Linked DNA regions of Homo sapiens: all the other regions are linked to region 3. The links are chromatin loops, found by intact Hi-C in ENCODE. Cell type or tissue: IMR-90. All regions are shown on one strand.

Region 1 (4,000 bases), 210 kb after region 3:
TTTCTATCTCCTTCAGTTCTGCTCTGATCTTAGTTATTTCTTGCCTTCTGCTAGCTTTTGAATGTGTTTGCTCTTGCTTCTCTAGTTCTTTTAATTGTGATGTTAGGCTGTTAATTTTAGATCTTTCCTGCTTTCTCTTGTAGGCATTTAGTGCAATAAATTTCCCTCTACACACTGCTTTAAATGTGTCCCAGAGATTCTGGTATGTTGTGTCTTTGTTCTCACTGGTTTCAAAGAACATCTTTATTTCTGCCTTCATTTCATTATGTACCCAGTAGTCATTCAGGAGCAGGTTGTTCAGTTTCCATGTAGTTGTGCAGTTTTGAGTGAGTTTCTTAATCCTGAGTTCTAATAAAAATGGGTAAGGGACCTGATGAGACATTTCTCAAAAGAAGACATGGAGATGGCCAACAGGTAGATGAAAAACTGCACCAAATCACTAATTATCAGGGAAATGCAAATCAAAACCACAATGCAATATCACCTTGCTCCTGCTAGACTGGATACTATAATAAAGATAAAATATAACAAGTGTCGGTGAGGATGCTGATAAAATGCACCCCTGTACACTGTTGGTGGGAATGTAAATTAGCACAGCCACTTTGGAAAACAGTATGGAGTTTCCTCAAAAAAATTAAAAACAGAATGATCATGTTATCCAACAATCCCAGGAGCTCTGGGTAACCCTTTCAACAAGATGCACAGAGGCGAAGTACACACTGTTCACAGCAAGAGAATAACATAGGAAGGGTCAGACAAGAAACAATCTGACTTGAGAAAATAACCAAGAGAATGGATACTTGGTCTTCAGTAGCTTCCCAGTTCCTCAATCTATGCTTTTTCTGGCTACGGCCCTGCTTTCCAGCTCCATGAGACACACCTGTGTAGGGGCCAAGGAAGAGCTGATGAATCAACTCACAAAAGGCAGATTAATTAGAGAAAAGGAATGCAAATTTATTTAACATGTATTCCTTGGGAGCCTTCAGAATGAAGACCCAAACATACAGGGGAGGGCCGTGCACAGTGGCTCATGCCTGTAATCCCAGCACTTTGGGAGGCCGAGGCAGGTGGATCACCTGAGGTCAGGAGTTCGAGACCAGCCTGGCCAACATGGTGAAACTCTGTCCCTACTAAAAATACAAAAAATTAGCCAGGCATGGTGGCAGGAGCCTGTAATCCCAGCTACTCGGGAAGCTAAGGCAGGAGAATCGCTTGAACCCGGGAGATGAAGGCTGCAGTGAGCTGAGATCACGCCATTGCACTCCAGCCTGGTTAACAGGGCAACAAGAGTGAAACTCTTTCTCAAAAAAAGAAAAAAAAAGATACAGGAGAAATTGTCCATTTTTATGCTTGGGTTCAACAAAGTACGGACAGCGGTGTAGAAATGTGATTGGACAAAATATGATTTTATGCTAACAGACAGAGGCGGGTAACCCTGCAAGGCCTGTCTGCCTAGATTCTTCTTGGCCTTTCTGAGCAGCATTCCTTCCTTCGGGGTGTGGGGCAGGGCCCTCTCTGGAATGGGGGTCTTATGACTTATAGTCAAACAGCGTTGGTCAGATAATTTCTTCACAGCTAGTTTTTGCACAGAAAGGTAGAGGGAAGGTTAGAGTAATATTTTTAGGTTTATGGCTGGCTTTGGGGAAAAGGGATTCTGGTTTCTCTGACTCACCCTGGGGAAGGGGAATCCTAGTTTCTATGGCTAGCCTGGGGGAGAATGGGACCGAGAGACAGCAGGGCAGGAGGCTGGAGAAACACTTTTGCTTCTGAGGCCTTCATTTTGGAGTACTGTTTTCTGAGCCTCAACATGTGAAATATTATCATAAACTCCCCTATTTTGCTTTAAGCTGGATTGAGTTGGTAGCTGTTATTTGCCACCCAAAGAGTCTTAATTAAGATAATATCAAATAGGAGAAAAAAATCAAAGAGACTGAGGACAGTAGAGAAGTTAGGAGAAATAAAATGCTTTGAAGGGTTCTGGAATAAAGGCATTGTTTACACTCTGTTTTTCCATAAAATAAATTCAGGTATTTGAAATAGACACATTTTACTTGTTCTTTTATTTGCTTTATAGTGATATAGAAATATGGAAATGAATCCCAACAAATCAAGGAGTAGTGATCACAACATAATAGAACATACATGATCACAAAGAGTAGTGATCACAACATAATAGAACGCATGCTATTAATCTAATAAGAATTTTAATATTATTATTTTGTACATTTTTATATATCCCTAACAAGTGGTAAGTAAACGCAGTTTTGAAAAAAAAAAAAGTGAATCTTTTTTTAACATACTCAAGTTTGCTTTTTAAATGAATCCATGATGCTGTGAACATCTCTGCCCCGAATAAAAGTTTATTTAACTTTAACATTTGAAGATTTTGAAGCTTACATATCTCTAAAATTAATCATATTAAGGGTCAAAGTTGAGTAGCATCCTCAGCATGCTATTGCCCCCTAGTGGCTAATAGTAAGAACATGGATTTGAGTCAGGCACTGCCCCAGCATGCGGCTCAACCAGCTATCCAAAACTACCCACTTCAGCTTAGCCATCTCACCCTGTACTAAGGAGATAAACTCGACCAACTGACTGTTGTTGGTTTCCATCCCCTAACCCCATCAGTAGTTTCTGAAGGGATTCCGTCTTTCCCTAGAAAAATCTTGCTCCCAAAATTCTGACCTCTTTCTGAGTTTTCCACTGTCTGCCTCCCAGGACCGGGAGCTCTAAGTCGTGAGCAAGCCAGGGAAGCTTGGGAGGTCACTCAGAGAAAGCACCCCAATAGTATCTTATCTGGCTGCCATGCCATGGGACATATCTTGAAAACAGCAAAAGCAAAGTGAAATGCTTTCCACTCCACCTTGCAAAATGCTGCATAGAGTGAAAACTACTGAGATTCATGGACTCGTGAATAAGGCCACAGGCAAGCTCTCACCTTGTTAAAAAGAGAGGCTGTCCTGTGTGTGCAAAAATACTTGGTGTCCACACTTCTTGATGAGTTACCTTGGGAGAATTCCTCAATTTATCTGGGTTGGGTTTCACTTGTGAAATCCTACCCTGACAAATTTGCCCCACCTGCCAAGGCACAAATAATCACTTACACTTCTGTGCACCCAGAGCTCTTTAAGTCTTTTCTTTCTTTCTCTTTCTTTCTTTCTTTCTTTCTTTTTCTTTTTCTCTCTTTCTTTCTTCCTTTCTTTTTTCTTTTTTCTTTCTTTTCTTTCCTTCTTTCTTTCTCTTTCTTTTTCTTTCTTTTTCTTTTTCTCTCTTTCTTTCTTCCTTTCTTTTTTTCTTATTTCTTTCTTTTCTTTCTTTCCTTCTTTTTTCTTTCTTTCTTTCCTTCTTTCTCTCTCTCTCTCTCTCTCTCTCTTTCTTTCCTTCTTTTTCTTTTGAGGCAGAGTCTTGCTCTGTCACCCAGGCTGGAGTTCAATGGCACGATCTCAGCTCACTGCAACCTCCAGGTTCAAGTGATCCTCCTGCCTTAGGCTCCCGAATACCTGGGATTACAGGTGCCTGCCACCACACCCGGCTAATTTGTGTATTTTTTAGTAGAGATGGGGTTTCGCCACATTGGCCAGGCTGGTCTCGAACTCCTGACCTCAAGTGATCCACCCACCTCAGCCTCCCAAAGTGCTGGGATTACAACTGTGAGCCACCGCACCTGTCTAAGCCGTTTCTATTTAAGTTCTTGCACATTGTATGAATTCTGCTTCCTCCATCAGGCTTTAAGCTTTTGAGGGAAAAATATTGTGTCTCAATCACTTTGGTCATTTTGTGGGCAGTCCTTGTGCATTATAAAAACTGAGGCTGTCACCTCTGTCTGAAATCTTTGGGCAGTTCCTTATCTATTTGCCCTCAAAAGAAAAGTACCTAGCCAATGAGACTGTATCCTATAGCCAGGGCAAAAGAAGCTGTTCTCAGAACAAGGAGTCTTTACTTTGCTGCTAACTAGCTCTAAGACCCTGAATAGCCCCTATCGAATTGCAGTTTTCTCACC
Region 2 (4,000 bases), 1.2 Mb before region 3:
TTTAAAATAGGGTGGTCCAGAAAGGCCTCCCTGAGAAGGTGAAGCTCGAGTCAAAACCTGCAGAAGGTGAGAGACCAAATCACATGGATACCTGGGGAAGAGCCACTCAGGCCCAAGAATAGCAAGTGCAAAGGCCCCCGGGCGGTGGATGGCCAGCACTTTTGAAGAACATCAAGGAAGCTCATGGGGCTGATGTGGAGGGAGACGGGAGGAGGCGGAACAGGAGATGGGGGTCAGGGAGGCAATGTCAGGGGCAGATCCTTGGGGAAGCCCCCATTTGAAGGGCTCTGATTCCCATGAGAAGTTGCTAGAGCATCTGAGCAAGGAGGATGAGATCTCACTTACGTCTGACCAGGCGGCTGCGTGGGGACCAGGCTGTGGACAGGTAAGGGTGGAAGCAGGGAGCCCACTTAGGAGGCAGCAATGAATTCCCAGTGATTCCTGCCCAAGGGCTCACTCCTGCTAGGAGAAATCCGGATACGATTCCAATAGAGCAAGGAAGGCGAAGGGACTACCAGCCCACAGGGGCAAATCACACACACCGGAGAGGCTGGAACAGAGGAGGTTTCCTGGGCTGGAGGTGAATGTTGATGGATGAGGAGGAGTGGGTGCCACGGAGTCTTCCCCGAATGTTATGGGCTGTGTGCCCACATGCCCGTAGCGGGCATTCCAAGTCTCTCTCTGAAGGCAGAGCGCCATCAGGTACCCTCAGGGCAGAAGTGGGCAGAGAGATGTGTGCCTGTGTGTGCTGATGCTGTGGGCACACTATGCGCAGGGGGTGAAGGGGGAAAGGGGAGCTCCAGGGTGAAAGAACAGCAGGTGACAACTCCATGATGGGGGAGCCGGCAGGGGCTTCCCAGGACCCAGCCACAACTGAAGGGGAGAAGAGGGGAAGGGGAGGCTGGGCAGAGGCTGCAGAGTTCACATCCTGAAGGCAGAGGAGCCCCAGGTGGAGGTGAAAGTGGAGCCCACTGAGTGGCTGGCATTTCTAGAAAGATAAACGTGGGGCTGGGATGGACTGGTCCCAAGGGGCAGGAGGCTACAGTGCAGGGGTGGGTGAAGAGTCCGACTGGTCTGGAGGAGACTAAGGTTAAGGGTGACGCCCTTAACCAGGTGGGGGCTGGAGAGGCGGGTGCTTCGTGGTCATGGAGAAGTGGGAGGAGACTTAGTAGGCTGCCGGCTAGATGCAAATAGGTGAGGAGAGAGTAAGAAGGGTTTCCATGATCCTGGGCAGAGTGACAGACAGATGCGGAAGCCCTTTGCAGAGGCTGAACACTGGGGAGGAGGAAGCACAGAACTGGAGGGAGGGACCCTGGTGTGGGGGGGCCGAGGGCCTCTGAAGGTGCTGTGTGAGGCTGGCACTCAGGGGCAAGCAGGGACCAGAGACCTGAGCATGGGCCTCAGTGTTGGACAGCTGCAAGTCTGGGGGCCAGAGAGGGCCAGGGGGATGGAGAGGGAGAAGATGGACCAGCAGGAAGCAGAGGCCTAGGGAGAAGCAGGACGCGGGGACTTTCTCAGCCCAGGCAGGATTGTCAGGGCGTGCCAAGGGTGCCCAGTCCTGGGGATATCCAGTGAAAGAGGCTTAGGGGCAGCAGCTGGGGCTTGGGTGGAAAGATAACAAGGAAGCAAAAGGAAGAGCTGGCTTCAAATCAGGGAGGGGCTCACAGTGGGCGGGAGCGGAGGCAACAGCTGGGCCAGGTTCATGGGGCCTTTGGGGTGGCTGGGAAAGTTCTATTCTTGACCTGCGTGGAATTCAAAGGTGTTTGTCTTATGGAAACCCACTAAGCTTTATATTGGTTTATGTGCTTTTTTCTATCTATGCTTTCTTTTATAGTAAGACAGTTTAGAAGGAAAGCTGTCAGGAGGTGAGTGGGGACTCTGCTGAGGGTTACGTGGAACGGAAGGCAAGACAGTGGAGGGTGCAGGAGTAGGGGAGGCAAGGACAAAGTGGGGACAGGACGTGCAGACTTGTTCAGGTCCCCCTGGCTGAGGACTCAGCGGAGAGGGAAGGTGGCAGCAGGGGGCGCTGGTGGTCAAGGGTGGTTCTGAAGGAGAGGAGGATGGAATTGCTTCTGGAGGGTAGGAGGAAGGCGTAGGTGCTGGGCCTTCCAGGAAGACCAGAGGCCCCTCCCTAGGCCTTGACTCAGCTTGAAACCTGGGGAGTAAGGATGCGCTGTGAGGGCACAGAAGGAAAGCTTTGTATAAACCAAAGAATGTGAAAAATCTCAATAATTTAAGAATACTGGAAGTCCTCGCCAGATCAACTAGGCAAGAGGAATAGAGGCATCCAAATTGGAAAAGAGGAAGTCAAATTATCCCTGTTCACTGATGATATGATTTTATATCTAGAAAACCCTGAGGATGTCACCAAAAAATTCTGAGTTAATAAATTAATTCAGTAAAATTTCAGAATACAAAATTAACATACAGAAATCATTAGAGTTCCTATATACCAATGACGATCCAGCCCCAAATCAGGAAGGCAATCCCATTTACAATAGCTACCAAAAAAAAAAAAAAAAAAAAAAAAACTAGGAATATATTTAACCAAGGAGGTGAAAGATCTCTACAAGGCAAACTAAAAAACACTAATGAAACAAATTATAGATGACACAAACAAATGGAAAAACATCCTGTGCTCACGGATGGGAAGAATTAATATTGTTAAAATGACCATACTGCCTGAAACAATCTACAGATTCAATGCAATCTCCATCAAAATACTCACCTCATTTTTCACAGAATTAGAAATAACAACTCTAAAGTTCATATGAAACCACAAAAGGTCCTAAATAGCCAAAGCAATCCTAAGCAAAAAGAGCAAAGCTGGAGACATCATATTGCCTAATTTCAAATTACACTAGATGGCTATAGCAACCAAAACAGCATGGTACCCACATAAAAACAGATAATGGAATAGAACAGAATAGGGAACCCAGAAACATATAGCCACATGCTTACAGCCAACTGTTCTCTGACAAAACTGATAAGAACATACACTGGAAAAAGGACACCCTTTTCAATAAAGAGTGTTGGGAAAGTTGGATATCTATTTGCAGAAAAATGAAACTGTATCCTTCTCTCTCACCATTTGCAGAAGTCAACTCAAGATAGATTAAAGACTTAAATGGAAGATCTTAAATTATAAAAATACTGAAGGAAAACTCAGGGAAAACTTTCTAAACATGGGTCTAGGCAAATAATTCATGACTAAGACCTCAAAAGCATACGGAACATAACTAAAAATAGACGAACAGGACTTAAACTAAAAGCTTCTGCACAGCAAAAGAAATAATCAACAGAGTGAACAGACAACTTGCAGAATGAGAGAAAATATTCGCAAACTCTACATTCGACAGGGAACTAACATCCAGAATGTACCAGGAACTCAAACAACTCAACAAGAACAACAAAAACCCCAAAATAATCCCACTTAAAAGTGGGCTAAGGACATGAAGAGACATTTTTCAAAAGAAGACAGAAAGCCCACAAACATGAAAAGCATGTTCAACATCACCAATCATCAGAGACATGCAAGTTAAAACCACAATGAGTATCACCTTAACACCAATCAGAATGGCCATTATTAAAAAGTCAAAAAATAACAGATGTTGGAGAGGATGCAGAGAAAGGGGAACTTTTATACATTGTTGGTGGGTATGTAAATTAGTACAACCTCTATGGAAAACATAGAGAAATTACGCACAGCAACTTCTCAAATGACTAAAAATAGAACTCCCATTCATTCCAGCAACCCTACTACTGGGTATCTACCTGAAGGAAAATAAATCATTATGTCAAAAACATACCTGCACTTGTATGTTCACTGCAGGACTACTCACAGTAGCAAAGGTAGGGAATCAAACTAAGTGTCCACCGACAGAGGACTGGACTTAAAAATTGTGGTATATATACACAATGGAATACTACTTGGCCATTAAGAAAAGGAAATCAGCCTGGGCGTGGTGGCTCACGCCTGTAATCCCAGCACTTTGGGAGG
Region 3 (4,000 bases):
TCTGCCTGGAACATCCTTCCCAGATATGAACAAAGTCCACACACCTCACTTCTCAGGGCTCTGCTCCCATGTCCCCTCCTCAGAGAGGCTGTCCTACCTTGACCGCCCTATTTAAAGTAAAAGTAATACCCTGTCACTCTCTATCTTAACTTCCTGCTTCTGTTTTCTTTCTAGTACTTATCACCACCCAATCTATTAAATGCCTATTTGCCTTTTTCTGTCTTTCCAGTTGCATGTGAGCTTTAGGAGAGCAGAGACTTTGTCTACGATGTTCACTGCAGTAACCCCTATTCATAGTCTCACACTTAGTAGTTTTTCCATAAATATCACTTGGATGATGGAACGAATGAATACCAGACCAGGGCCCAGTCACTAGTCAAGACTTGGCCTTCTAGAAAGATCCATCTCATCCAGGACTTCTTAGACTCATATGTTCGGTGTATTTGCTGTAGTTGTGATTATGCTACATAGTAATTCCTTCTATGCATCTATTACCTGTAGGCATTAAGCTACACATTTTGTGATAACTTGTTTCTATTTTCTATTTTGAAAAAAATTAAAATTATGAAAAAGTTACGAGAATAGTAGGATGAACACCATACACCCTCTGCCCAGGTTCATCAATGTTAGCAGCTGAATACAGTTGCTTCATCTCCCCCTCTCCCACGCATTCATTATTGTTAGTGTTATATTCTGAGCATCTTGACATTACTCTTGAACTTCTTGCTAAAACATTTGAACACCACTGAAAAGCTGACTTCCTCAGAGTTTCCCATTTTCACACTAAATGTCCTCTGAGACCTAACCAATCTTGAGCGGACCAGTTAAATGGCATCAAAAAAAGTTAACAAACCCAGAAGCAATTTTAAAGGATAAAGTTAAGTTAACTTGGCTGGGCGTGGTGGCTCATGCCTGTAATCCCAGCACTTGGGGACTCTGACGTGGACAGATTACCTGAGATCAGGAGTTTGAGACGAGCCTGGCTAACATGGTGAAACCCCGTTTCTACTAAAAATACAAAAAATTAGCCAGGTTTGGTGGTGCACGCCTGTGATCCCAGCTATTCTAGAGGCTGAGGCAGGAGAATCGCTTGAACCCGGGAGGCAGAGGTTGCAGTGAGCTGAGATCGCGCCATTGCACTCCAGCTTGGGCAACAAGAGCGAAACTCCGTCCCCAAAAAAAAAAAAGTTAAGTTGACTTTTCACCAACCTAAAGTTAACATCATGTATTAGGAGTCAGAGTTAATGGTTCTCTAATTCTGTCTAGGCTTACCCTGTAAAGACACACAGGCAGAGAAAGACAGAGAGAGGGAGAGAGAGAGTTCTGCCCCAAACACATTTTGCCAAAATGAGCGTGTGACATGTTAAAGCATCATTTCACACCTCTATTGTAATTTAACTTTCTACTTACATAGATTTTGCTCTGAGTTCATCCTCATCGCAGCTTTATGGGAAAAATCACCAAATCCCTGTACAAAGAACTGCTGGGATTTTTTTCTTTAACTCTACTGCCATCTAGTGTTGAGAAAAGAGAATTCTGGACTCTGCAAAAAAGAATGTATATTATTTGCTATTTGCTTGTATATCTAGATTCAAACCTGTTTTATTGCAGAATAAATTTGGAAGCTATATCCACCATGATCTTCTTGTTTTATTTTGGATTCAGTAAAATTTCTAAGAAAAAAACTTCAAAAATTAGGCCATATTTCACATTATCCTGAAGGCAAGATGGACAGTAAGGCTTAGTTTTCCCAGCGACCCTTTGGCCCATTTGGCGTCACAAAGGAGTTCCCCTCTTCCTTCCAGCTATTTGTCTGGTTCTTTGGCATGACTTCTTTGTGATGCTTACTGGTCATTGGCTGTTTCCTGTGACTCCTGTGGGAATGTGAGCTCCCGGAAGGCAGAGATTTTGCCTTTTTTTTTTTTCTTTCCTGCTTTGTTCATTGATATATCCGAAATTACTAGAGCAAAGCCTGGAACATACATGACAAGCATTTAATAATTATTTATTCAATAAATAAAGGAATAAATGAAGGAATGTTGGGAATCATTCTAGAAATGGGTGTAAAGGCATACTAGGGGACTTCGAAAAGGTCATGGGGGCCAGGCACGGTGACTCACGCCTGTAATCCTAGCACTTTGGGAGGCCAAGGCAGGAGGATTACCTAAGGTCAGGAGTTCAAGACCAGCCTGGCCAACAAGGTGAGACCCGGTCTCTACTAAAAATACAAAAATTAGCCAGGCATGATGGTGCACACCTGTAATCCCAGCTACTCAGGATGCTGATGTAGGAGAATCACTTGAACCTGGGAGGCAGATGTTGCAGTGAGCCAAGATCATGCCACTGCAGTCCAGCCTAAACGACAGAGCAAGACTCCGTCTCAAAAAAAAAAAAAAAAAAGAATTAAAAGATAAAAATACCAGCCTGGCCAACATGGTGAAACCCCATCTCTACTAAAAATACAAAAATTAGCCAGGTGTGGTGGTGTGTGCCTGTAATCCCAGCTTCTCGGGAGGCTGAGGCACAAGAATCATTTGTGCCCAGGAGGTGGAGATTGCAGTGAGCCAAGATCGTGCCACTGCATTCCAGCCTGGCCGACAGAGCCAGACTCTGTCTTAAATAAATAAATAAATAAATAAATAAATAAATAAATAAATAATATAAACTTTATTTCCCAACATAAGCTTCATCAAGTTCAAGATACTTTTCTAAGTGATGATACCAACCATTTTGTCCATCCCTAAAGAACTGAGGGTCCTGGGAATTTAACCATGTTCATGTTGTCTTTTCTATGTTATTAACTGAGGAAAAATGGGTGATCTTTAAAGATTTTTTTAAGAATAGAAAACAGAAAGAAGTCAGATGGAGCCAAATCAGGACTGGAGGATAGGCACCTAATGATGTCTCATCAAAACTCTTGCAAGATTGACCTTGTTTGCTGAGAGGAATGAGCAGCAGCATTGTCATGGTAGAGAAAGACTCTCTGGTGAAGCTCTTCCAGGAGTTTTTCTGCTAAAACTTTTGCTAGCTTTCTCAAAATGCTCTCATAATAGTCAGATGTTATTGTCCAGAACATCAACAAGCAAAATGCCTTGAGCATCCCAAAAAACTGTTGCCATAACCTCAGCTCTTGACCCATCGTCTTTTGCTTTGACTGCACCACGTTCACCTCTTGGTAGCCATTGCTTTGATTGTGCCTTGTCTTCAGGACCATACTGGTAAAGCCATGTTTCATCTCCCGTTACTAGTCTGAAGAAATGCTTCAGGATCTTGATCCTATGTATTTAAAATTTCCACGGAAAGCTCGGCTTTTGTCCACAGCTGACCCAGGCACAACTGTTTTGGTACCCATTGAGCGGGAAGCTTGTTCAACTTTAATTTTTTAGTCAGAATTGTGTAAACTGAACCAGTTGAAATGTCGAGAATGTTGGCTATTGTTTGTGCTGTTAATTTTCAGTCCTAATAATGATGTTCCTTTGTCTATGATGATGGCTATTGTTTGTATTGTTGATTAGGGTATGAACAAGAAAATTTTTTCCTTGCAAATTGATGTGGATAGTCTGCTGCTGCAGGCTTCATCTTCAACAATGTTGTCCTTTCTTTTCCTTTTCCTTTTAAGAGACAGGGTCTCACTCTGTCACCCATGTCGGAGTGCAGTAGCACCATTGTAACTCTCTGCAGGCTCAAACTCCTGGGCTTAAGCAATCCTCCTGCCTCAGCCTCCCAAGTAGCTCAGACTGTAGGCATGCACCACCGCACCCAGGTAAATGTTCTATTTTTTGTAGAGAAAGGGTCTCACTTTGTTGCCTAAGCTGGTCTCAAACTCTTGGCCTCAAGCAATCATCCTTGGCCTCTCAAAGTGCTGGGATTATAAGCGTGAGCCACCTCACACGGCCCTGTCCTTTCCTAAAACAAGTTATTCATTTGTAAAATTATCACTTGAAGAATTTTCTCCATAAACTTTTTGTAAAGCATCAGTGATGTTACCATTCTTCCACCC

What was found. Hi-C counts contacts between places; a loop is a spot of excess contacts. Peaks named below come from ENCODE experiments on the same cell type or tissue, not always from the same donor. Only the 100,000 strongest peaks of a DNase experiment are listed, where the experiment ranks them.
Region 1: a loop joins it to region 3, with 3 times the contacts of the local background. A loop is called at or near these places in 2 of 110 quality-filtered maps.
Region 2: it touches region 3 in a loop (7-fold over the local background); 17 of 110 quality-filtered maps call a loop at or near these places.

The regions. Positions count from the first base shown.
Region 1 is chr9:86,200,950-86,204,949 of GRCh38, reverse strand. No RefSeq gene overlaps it. Among named protein-coding and RNA genes, the nearest start is that of C9orf153, 57 kb to the left of the region's middle. RefSeq lists a silencer at 2,435-2,484. In IMR-90, a CTCF peak has its summit at 2,458 (motif pointing left); a DNase peak (open chromatin) is centred at 2,459.
Region 2 is chr9:87,661,092-87,665,091 of GRCh38, reverse strand. The region is part of intron 18 of DAPK1 (death associated protein kinase 1); the gene reads right to left. Among named protein-coding and RNA genes, the nearest start is that of CTSL, 63 kb to the left of the region's middle. In IMR-90, a CTCF peak has its summit at 2,018 (motif pointing right); no DNase peak of the experiment used is centred here.
Region 3 is chr9:86,411,981-86,415,980 of GRCh38, reverse strand. It overlaps LOC102724080 (a long non-coding RNA gene), which reads right to left and starts at 2,140. Exons shown (of 2, transcript XR_007061636.1): 1 at 1,411-2,140. In IMR-90, a CTCF peak has its summit at 1,519 (motif pointing left); no DNase peak of the experiment used is centred here.